Linked DNA regions of Homo sapiens: region 2 is linked to region 1. The links are chromatin contacts, found by Hi-C in ENCODE. All regions are on one chromosome and are shown on one strand. The core of a region is the stretch at or near the end of the contact, and the rest is flanking DNA. Distances in the headings are between cores, read along the strand shown. Region 1 holds the start of TIMM23B-AGAP6 (TIMM23B-AGAP6 readthrough (NMD candidate)). Region 2 holds the start of SGMS1-AS1 (SGMS1 antisense RNA 1).

What was found. Hi-C counts contacts between places; a loop is a spot of excess contacts on that map. Pooled maps may share reads with other maps.
Region 2: a loop to region 1 is called in a map of gastrocnemius medialis, with 8 times the contacts of the local background. The contact joins the promoter of SGMS1-AS1 here to the promoter of TIMM23B-AGAP6 in region 1. A Hi-C loop is called at or near these places in 3 of 168 maps with a recorded cell type or tissue (CD4-positive, alpha-beta memory T cell, gastrocnemius medialis and naive thymus-derived CD4-positive, alpha-beta T cell) and 14 of 50 pooled maps.

What each region holds. Positions count from the first base shown.
Region 1 is chr10:49,938,571-49,943,837 of GRCh38, forward strand. It overlaps TIMM23B-AGAP6 (TIMM23B-AGAP6 readthrough (NMD candidate)), which reads left to right and starts at 3,483. Exons shown (of 17, transcript NR_158661.1): 1 at 3,483-3,730; 2 at 4,665-4,788. It overlaps PARG (poly(ADP-ribose) glycohydrolase), which reads right to left and starts at 3,457. Exons shown (of 18, transcript NM_003631.5): 1 at 2,939-3,457. The coding sequence starts at 3,155. It overlaps TIMM23B (translocase of inner mitochondrial membrane 23 homolog B), which reads left to right and starts at 3,483. Exons shown (of 7, transcript NM_001290117.2): 1 at 3,483-3,730. The coding sequence starts at 3,625. RefSeq lists an enhancer at 3,298-3,367.
Region 2 is chr10:50,623,550-50,628,810 of GRCh38, forward strand. It overlaps SGMS1-AS1 (SGMS1 antisense RNA 1), which reads left to right and starts at 1,402. Exons shown (of 4, transcript NR_126411.1): 1 at 1,402-1,642; 2 at 3,121-3,256. It overlaps SGMS1 (sphingomyelin synthase 1), which reads right to left and starts at 407. Exons shown (of 11, transcript NM_147156.4): 1 at 158-407. RefSeq lists silencers at 1-94, 355-614, 663-820, 945-1,574 and an enhancer at 276-804.

The sequences.
Region 1 (5,267 bases), core at 2,233-4,732:
GCTGAGTTCTGCCAATATGCAGGTTTGCAGATTTTTTTTTTCTTTTTTCAGAAGTGGGGTCTCGCTATGTTGCTCAGGCTGGACGGGAACTCCCGGGCTCAAGTGATCCTCTTGCCTTAGCCTCCCAAGTAGCTGGGACTACAGGTGCATGCCCAGCAAAATTAGCGATTTCAGTCAATACAAGAAATATATCCAGGAAGATAAAGAATATAAAATTTAAAGATACTGAATAAATATCCATTTCGCTACCCCGCCTACTTGTCCTAAGATAATTATATATAAAAATTTAAATACCAAGTTCCTAAAGGAATCCCAAAAATTCAAACAATGGGCTTTTGATACAAATATAGTCTTCGAACATTCTGTTAATTGGTGTCCTGTGCCAGGTATACAGAAAACATTTAAACATGCGAAATACAGCCCCAAGTATTCATTTGGTACCTCTTCTGCAGAAATCTTAATTAAGATCCAACCAGTGAGGACTGACTGCCCTCACCCCTATTTGCAACTAACTCCTCCTCCTTTACATGCAAATAAGGTTAATGAAACCACAAATTATCCAGTCACAGAAGCTGAAGTACACCTGAACGTATACCTGAAGTTCACCTTCAGTTCTCTCTCCCCTATACCAAGTTCTCTGAAATCTACATCCTAAATTTTAAATCCATCCCTTCCTCATACCCTTTAAACACATCGCTTACTAGACAACTGCCATTTGTTTCTTGCAACTAGTCTCCCTGTCTACAGCCTTGACTATCCAGTGTTCTACAAACTACAAATGACCAGTCATTTTTCAATGAAATAACACAGACAATATAAGAATGCATCACACATAGTAAGGTTAAGTATTATTTCATGAAACATTTATTTCAGTTATAAATATGGCTTATTTGCCAGGTTACATATATTTCTTACTCTGTGTACTGGATAAAATTTATGCTGTGGGTTGCAGTTAGAAAAGTCCAAAAGCCACTTTTCTAAAATATTAACCAAATGGTATTCCCACGCTTAAAAGCTTTTTAGTGGTTTCTCCATTAACCACAGAATAAGGTTGAAATTCCTTAAAATGGAATTTGAGTTTCTTCATAAGCTCCTGTCTGCCACCCAGCCTCATCAGACACTCCTCTGTCATCTTATGCTCCAGTCTTACCAACTTTTGCATGTCTTATTTCCTCTGCATGTATAATTCTTTCTCCTCTTGATTTATACAGCAAATCTTCCTCATCCTTCAAGGCCTAGTGCAAGTCTACTTGGTACTGCCCCTAAGTATGAAGACATCTAAGTGTAGACTCTTCACCAGAGAACTGCCCGAGCTCTGCCCAGCCTCTTACACTGTTAACGAATGCATCCTTTTTGAAATGATCTCCTTTGTCTGACACAACACAAGCCAGGCTTTCCTCCCACCTCTACAGCCGCTTCTCTTCAGTCTACTCTTAAACTTTGGTGTTCCTAAGGCATCTGCCCTAGGTCACCTTTACTTTCTCTACATGTTTATGTTATCTATGCCCATAGCATCCATTATAATGTTTATGCCACGAACTCCCCAATCTACTTCTCCAGCACAGAAATATTTCTTCTCAAGTATCCCATTCTTTCATGAATCCATCCCCTTCCCTATTGCCAGCATCCAGGCCTAAGCTACAATTATTTCCAACCTAGATTAACTCCTTAACTGAGTCTTGATGCTCCACTTGAGTTCCTTTTCAATCCATTCTTTATTTTCCACACACCAGCCACACAGACTTTTCAACAAATAAATAAGTCTAATCAAGTCACTCCCCTACTAAAAACCCTTGAGTAGCTTATCAATGCCCTTAGAGTTCAAAATCCTTAGCAATGTCTACATATCCAATTTGATCTGACTTTTCTGTACCACCCTGCAGCCTCATCTCTCACACTCTCTTGCGTTCACTCTATATATCAATTGCACTCCTGTTTTTGTTTTGTTTTGTTTTGTTTTGTTTGAGGCGGAGTTTCGCTCTTGTTGCCCAGGCTGGAGTGCAATGGTGCCCTCTCGGCTCACTGCAACCTCCGCCTCCCGGATGCCAGCGATTCTCCTGCCTCACCTGCCTCAGCCTCCCGAGTAGCTGGGATTACAGTTGCCCGCCACCACGCTAGGCTAATTTTTTGTATTTTTAGCAGAGACGGGGTTTCACCATATTGGTAAGGCTGGTCTTGAGCTCCTGACCTCAGGTGATCCACCCGCCCCAGCCTCCCAAAGCTCAGGGATTACAGGCAAAACCACCGCGCCCGGCCTCGGTTGCACTCCTGAAACACTTCTTACTTCCTCTTCATCTAACTCCTACTCATTCTACAGTCCTCAGAATAAGCATCTCATCTTCTGGAGGACTATTTTCGATTCCATAAATTCAGTTAGGTAAAACAATCTGTCATTCATCTATCAGAACATCCATTACCTTTTATTATATTAACTTTTGCTATCGTCTATCTCTCCAGATAGATTTTAAGGTATGAAGGCAGAGGCCAAGTTTCTCTCGTTCAACACTGTATACCAGGGACGGGTACAATGCCAGCTTAAACTAATAGCTCTGCACCCTGGGACCCAGAATCTGAACAAGTGAAGTTGTTTTCTTCCTATCTAGAGGCTGAAGCGCCCTACTGTTTTACATACACAATTAGATCTCCTTGACGACTAAGGCAATTTCTCAATCAAACCTGAAGAAGCAAACAGGTGGTGGAGTCTCCTGCCATTTTCCGCCCTGTGAGTGACTGCTCATCAGAGTTTCTCACATCAATCGCACTGGGAAAAATGCGGCCCCATTCACCCACTAGTGGCTTTGGTAGCTCAGCAAGTGGACCTCAAGAGTGACGATGCACACAAGACCAGAAAGGAGTGACTGGAGCCCCTGGGTCCTCAGACTGAGACCAGAAGGTTCGGGCCGAGGCGAAGGACAAAGATTTTTATTTTCCCACGTACCAAGCGAGGTGGCGCTGCCTCTGTGCTGTCCCGCCCGCCCTGGGACGCAGGCTGGCGAGGACGGTGGGACCCTGAACTGCACGTGAGCGTCCTTGGGGTCGAGGACGCGCCTCTGCCTGCTGGGAAAGCTCCGGGCGTCCGAAGCAGCCGGCGAAGTTGTAGCGGCGCCCCAGCGGGGTCGCTTGGTGCAGGGTTCACAGCCGGGGCCCGCATTCATGCTGGGACCAGCAGCGCACTGTCCCCGGGCCGGCCCGGGCGGAGAGCCTCATTCACTAACCCTGAGAGAGATGGACTGCGCCTCCTTCTCAGCGCCTGCCTGCACCATTCCCTCTCTGCCGCTGCCTGCTTCTGCAATTGCTGATCCGCCGGCCTCCCAAGTCAGGCCGTAAACACTCGCCTGCCTTCCCTCTTCCACTGGCACCCCACCTGCCTCAATGCGCCGCTTTGATTCGGGATTCGTTCACTTTCCCACCACCGGAAAGCTGCCGTCAGGCGCTTCCGGCTTCCGGGGCGCACACTGCCGCAAAGCGGAAGTGTGGCGCTTAACGGGAACCGGCGCCCGGAATGTCAGCGTGTGAAGTAGGCGCTGGCAACGCGGGGTTACCCGCTGTTATTGAGGAGTAACGGCCCAGCGGACCACCCAGGCTTGAGGCAGCGGCGGGAACCACTCGGTTTGCTGCGATACCATGGAAGGAGGCGGGGGAAGCGGCGACAAAACCACAGGGGTATTGGCCGGCTTTTTCGGAGCCGGCGAAGCAGGTTACTCGCACGCGGATTTGGCTGGCGTCCCGCGTAAGTATGGGGCCTAGCTTGCGATTATTTCTGACTGGTTCTTGCGTTTACACTAAAGTTGCGCGTCCCATGTTTTATGTTGTTGGTTTTTTTTTCCTTGCTGGCGTTTACAAGCTTAAGTACCAGTGGTGGGGTTAGTGTATCTGCATGGCTGCTCTTTCAAGATAGAAAGGCCTAAAAAAGGGCCACGGATCTCCTGGGGAAGCTGTCCGTGATTGACCTGGACTCGCGAGATGATGCATGTTTTCTTAGGTTTATATCCAAGCCTCGTACGTTTTGTGTGTGGTGGGCCGTGTGATTGACCCTTAAGAGTAGAGCCCAGCTTTGGGAGTAAATGTATTCCAAATAGCAAGCCCGTAGTTAACTTTTTAGTACACAGTGACATATTCTGAGCCTCCAAGTAGCCGTAAGGGCAGAATATTCAGTAATATTGCATGTAAGTGAGAAATAAATATGACTTGGGACAGGCTAGGAAACCTTCTTTAGGAGCTAGGAAGTAAGCTGAACTTTAAAGGTGATATATAGACATGAAGAAAGAAGCCAGGTAAGAATTATAGGAAAGGAAATAGGCAACATCAAGGTATACAGAGGCATAAATATCTTGCCTTTGCCTCTCCTCGGTCTTGTGAATATGTTTTCCAGAACTTTGGTACTTTGTAACTGTGGTTGTTCAACTAGATAAATAGAACTTGGACCTAAAGATAGGCAGTTGGTCGTGGATAAAGCCTTTACGAAAGTACTTTCTTTTTAGAGAATCCTTGTAATATTTCTCTAGGTATTTTATACTAAGGAACAACAACAACGAAATATGTTCAGACTGACTCTAGTGCAAAAAAATATAAAAGACCTTTCATTTCCCTGGTGTCACCTTTGTCAAAAAACTGAATCTACAACACATGGTGTTTTGTTTCGTTTTTTTTTTGTTTGTTTTTAGAGTCAGGACCTCGTTCTGTCACCCATGTTGGGGTGCGGTGGCATGATTATAGTTCACTGAAGCCTGGCACTCCTGAGCTCAAACAATCCTCCCCTCTAAGCCTCCTAAGTAGCTGGGAATCTAGGTACGTACCACCACACCTGGCTAATTTTTAAAATTTTTTTTTTGACTTATTGTGGAGATGGGGTCTCCCTGTGTTGTCCAAGCTGGTCTCAAACTCTCGAACTCAGGCCATCCTCCTGTCTCGGCCTCCCAAAATGCTGGGATTCCTAGGCCTGAGCTACTACTTTACCTGTTTAGAACACAGTTTCATATTAATCTTAGTATTTCTGAGTTTCAGAGCACAAAGGGCATATACACTTCCTTAATGTGACAATATTGTTAAATTAATTTGATTAAGATTTGAAGGTAAATTGGGGGACCAGGGAATGAACACCATTTACTGAGCTTTTACAGTGTGCTAGCTACTTTTCTGGGGGCAGGACTATAGTGGTTTTTGTGGGTTTTTTTTTTTTTTTTTTTTTTTGAAAAGAGGACCCTTGCGCTCACAGAGCTTACATAATACTGAGGTAAACCAACAAACATAAATTAAAACATTGCCTT
Region 2 (5,261 bases), core at 152-2,651, 680 kb after region 1:
AGGTACGCGCGCGGCACCGCGCGGGCTGCGCTCACGCCCCCTCGCCCCAGAGCAGCCCGCCCGCTGCTCCCCGGCATAAGGCCGGGCCCGCGAGACAGGTGTCCGATCGGCCCCCGCAACCGTGAGGCCGGCTGTCTGTCCCTGCCCCACGACTCACTTGCACTGGAGTCACGGCAGCCGCCGGAATTCCGCTCGCGGAGCCCCCGCCGCGGAATGAAATCCGGGGCAGGGCAGCGTCGGGGCTCCGCACCCCAATCGCGCTCTCCGACCGGCTCCCTAGGCGCGAGGGGAGAGCAGTCAGCCCAGGCCGGTCCTTCTCACTCCCGACCTGCCCGCCGCCTGCCGCCCGCAGCCGCTGCCCCGCTGGTGCGAACGCTTTCGACTTGCCACCGCGAGCCTCCCGGGCTGCCGAGCATGCCCAGTCCGCTGCCCGAGCCGGCCCGGCTTCCCGCGCGACGCGACTCCGCTCCTCCGGGTGTTCACTGCGGCCGGGGGGGCGGGCCGGCCGGGCGGGGTCCGCGGGGGGCTCCTCCCGGGACCGAGCGGGACCCCGAACCAAGGGACAGTCGCAGTTTGGGCCCCTTGAATTTTACTTTCAAGTAATGGGAAACTGAGGAGGCGGGCGCTTTCCCCAGCGTTTTTAGGGGCCCACTAAGTAAGGCCTAGCGGGAGCCAGATTTTACAATCTGGGACGGTAAATCCCTTGGGGCAGGGCCGGAGACGGGAGCCGCTAGAGCTGGTCACAAAGCAGGGAACGCAAACTCAGCCTGCTGGAAGCCAGGCACGAGTTTGCGAACTACTACTGGATTCTTTTTCCCACCAAGCCCAAGGGCTGCGACACTTGGGATTAATGCCCAATGGATCATTCCTAGGAAACGGCCGACCTGACTATTCGGCCCATTTTCAAACCTCTAACCATAGACTCTCATCTTTCTCCCACAACAGAAAAAAAAAGCCTCTGGCGACGCCTGGGAGCGCGACGGAGGCGCAAGAGCTCTAACCGCGCGAGGTGAAAACTCCGACTGCGTCAGAGCCGCCCCGCCCCGCCTGGGGCCCACCTTCCGCCGCCCCTCCGAGCTGCGGCGAAAACCCGGAGAGCGGCTAGGCCGGGGTCGGAGCCCGCGCATGCCCAGTAGCCCCACGTGGTGCAAGTCGCCTGAAGGAAGGTTTTCCTCTGCTCCCCGAGCGAAGCCCCAGCGCCCAAGTTAGGATGGACAGCGGGGAGAGCTGGCCTTCCCGCCCCGATGCCCGCCGTCCCTGGCCGGCCCGCGCCGCACCTCGGTGGCCTACAGGCAGCCCGAGGCCGTGCCTCCCGCGGGGTCGGGGACTTGGCGAGCGGGGGAAGGGGCGCGGCTACGGGCCCGGCGTACCACGTGACTGTCCGCGGCGCTCCGGGCAGCCATCTTCCGCCCGGCCATCGGGCCGCGGGCGCTCGGAACCGACCTGGGAGCTGGCGGGACCGTCCTCCCCCGCCACGCCCTCCCATCGGGCTTTGGGCGCCGGACTCTGGCCACCGCTCGGCACCTGCCTCCGCCTCGCCTTGGGGTATAGGAGTCCTGTACCGACCCCTGGCTTGCCCAGAGGACAGGTTCTCGCCCGGGCCAGAAGCAAACTGCGGCGAAATCGAGACAACAGAACTCAGGTGGCGGAGGGTCCCCGCTTTTCCCCAGAGGCGGAAGTTGGCGAGGGAGTCCTCTTCCGTTATCCAGCGAGAGCGCTGCTCTGGCTGCCTCCCGGTTCTAACCTAGTCCCTGCAGAGGAGTGATGTACCGGCAGGGACATTGGACAGAGGCCGTGCTCTTCCCTGCAGCGCATACCCCGCGGCCCCTGCTGGTGGGCCGCTTCGATGGTGCTGAGGTTCATAGTGAATATTTATTGAGCGCCTGCCTCGAGTCCCTTGGGTTTCCTGTTGTCTCGGGACCTGCCGCGTCACTATCACCCTAGAATTTGTTAGAAATGCACGTTTTCGGCCCCACCTAGACCTACAGAACCAGAAACTGCGGGTGGAGTCCTGCAATATGATTAACAAAGCCCTCCGGGTAGTTGTCATGGACGCCTCTATATTTCAGCTAAGCAGTCCATTTTAATAAGCTAGGCAGTGAAAATTTCCATAGTTTTCCCCAAAGCACAGTGAGGAGTCAGGGATTCAAAATGAGGCAATCTGCCCCAATGCAGGCGTTTTATTGCACCCTCCACTCCTGGCTCCTCTGGTTTTTTCGCCCGTAAGACACAGTACTGCTCTTCTCAGGAAGATTAGGAAAGTACATTTGTCACATACGCTTTTCAAGCACGGCTTTAAAATAACAACTGAAATTCAGTTCAACTGCATGTTTTGAGTATCTACTGGGAGCAAGGCTCTGTGAAGTATAGTAGCCCTACTGGTTATGTTTATCAGTTTGCACCTAAAAGGTGAAAGGAAGGCTTGCTTTCTTGTGATGTAAATTTTTTCAAACTAAGGGAGTGCCAGAAAACTGCTGGCTGCTTTCTCTCCCGTGTTGGTTTCTCTCCAGTGCTATCCAGAATATGCTGTAAGCTCTGGACTTCCTGAAACAAAGGTCCAAGTAAGCATCTGGTCTTTGATGTACTTTAAAATGCACCCCACCCCCACATGAAAGATAACTAAATTTTTCAAAATATTAATACTTCTTGAATGTAAATCGTGTGTCTAAGGTACTGGCATAATTTTTTTTTTCAAATTTTCTATATGTTTGAAATGTTTCATAATAAAATCCTTTTAAATTTTTTTCCATGTGTAATTTTAGGATGATATATATATAGCACATGGAAAAAAGCAGGGCATAGAAGTATTTCCACTTTAATTTCAGTTTCATAAAATCAGAGAGAAAAAGTCATAGATATATACACCATACATAAAAAATAAAAGCGTAAATAAATACAGAAAGAAATCTAAAGAGAAATCACCATAGCAGTAAAAGTAAATTCTGTGTGAAGTGGTTATAAGAGACACTAAGAGTTGCCCCTCCTTGAAATTATATTTAGTTATGGTCCTTAAGTCACTATTATTTGTAACCAAAAAAAAAAATTGAATAAAAATAGTTCTCCCTCTTTAGTCCATCCAATCCTAAAGAATTTTTATCAGTGCCCTTTCTTTTTCTTCAGAGTCACTCTGTCACCCAGGCTGGAGTGCAGTGGCACCATCACAGCTCCCTGCAGCCTTGACTTACAGGGCTCCAGTGATCCTCCACCCTCAGCCTCCTGAGTATCTGAGACCACAGGTGCAAGCCACCATGCCCAGGTAATTTTTTATTTTTGGCCGAGGCTGTTTCATCATGTTGCCCAAACTGGCCTTGAACCCCTGAGCTCAAGTAATCCACAGGCCTCCGCTTCCCAAAGTGCTGAGATTACAAGCATGAGCCACTGTGCCTTGCTTACCAGTGTATTTCTTAGGAAAATTTTAATAAACATCATATTGTTGGATTGTAAAATTTTTGGATTCTCAAGTACTCAGAATATCATGAATTACGTTGCTGTCAAGACAACTAGGAAACAAAAGTGAATCACCTCCAAGTCACAATCTGTCATTAGAAATCTTGTTAAAAATAATACTAAGAGCAAATACTGAAGCAAATGCTTCACTTACCAAAACAGCTATTCTGAAGTAGGTGGTTTGGTTCCAAATGAATGACTTTTCTACCTTTAGAAGGTAAACTACCTGATTTAAAATGTGGTTTTATTCAGTGGACCTTTCAGCAGTAGCCATCACTCACCATTGAGAAGGTGGGCTTCTCTCACCACCTTAATCTCTGTAGGTCTCTTTCACCCTCTAGCATACATCTTACTAAGGCATCTAAAGTACTTACTACTTCGTACTCATGGGATCCAATGATGCTCACATAATGTCATCAATAGAGTGGACCAGTGTGATGTTTTGTGGAATGTCAGAACAATCAAGATCACTTCAGACTATTATGGCAGTGAGCAAGAGAACTAATGGAGCCCGTGGCAACACTGGGAAGACATATTGTTGGCCCTGTTGGGTAACAGCAAATCACTTCTGATGGACCTTGCAAATTGGTATGGAGGAAAAGGCATTAGCCAGGTAAATAAGTGCATACCAAATGTCAGATCTGCCCCAGGTGCATACCAATGTGTTAATCTGCCCCAGTAAAGGTACTACTTCTGGGAGAGCAGCTGAAATTGGAGTCCCCATCTGATTACATTTATGACATTCCACAGTCATTCTTCAAGATCCATTTGTCTTCTGCACAGTCTAAACTGGGGAATTAAATGGGAGATACTATAGGTATCACTACCAACCACCTGTAGTCAAAGTTCAAATAGTGCTCTGGAAGCAAGGAGACTTTTGTTTCTATCCATGGAAATTTGTCTCAATGTGATCCAGAGCCACGTAGCCTGAATAACAGGAGCAAGACCTTAGGAGCCCCTGCTTAGCTCTTTAAACTCTTCTGGCCAACCTGGGTTCCAAACCAAGGCTAACCAAAAAAGCTAGTCGAAGACAACAAAGGTCATTCCAAGTATTGGCCCCGAGGCTTAGATCTGATAATACTCAACATTCTGTGCTCATTCCTGTGTACCTGGCTAGGATTCCTGGCTTCAATAACTGCTTGGCTTCTATTCATTGACAAAAAACTTGGAATTTATTTGAAGATACCAGGGTAGATCAGGGATGCAGCTGAGCCTCGGGATGAGATGGAAACCAGGAACTGGAGTATTGAAAGGAACCCAGAAAGTCTCCCTCTGTCTCCTCTGCATTTCTATTTATTCTCTCCCTGTGGTTTCTGGCTTTTTTCCTTCAGTTCCATGAAATGACCACTTGAGAGCTCCCAAGTTTTTAATCTCTTCCAGAGAGTAACAAGAACAACCCTACCTATATTCATTAACCCTCTTGTCTAGTTGAATCCTATTTCCCCAGATTCCCACTGGCCACTTAATCTTACTAATATTTCAAGGTCCATCTCCAATTTCACCTTTTTTTGTATACAAATGTTCATAACAGCTTTATTTATAACAGCCCCAAACTGGAAACAACCCAAGTGTTCATCGGTAGGTCAATGGACAAATCTGTTCAATGAAGTGGTACTCAGCAATGAAAAACACAAAAACAAAAACTCTTGACAAATGCTACCACATGGATGGATCTCAAAATAATTATACTGAGTAAAATAAGGCTGACCAAAAAACGGATACATATTGTATGATTCAATTTACATAGAATTCTAGGACATGCAAACTAATAATGGGGCAAAAGGGCACTTGGGGATGATGGGTCTGATTTTCAC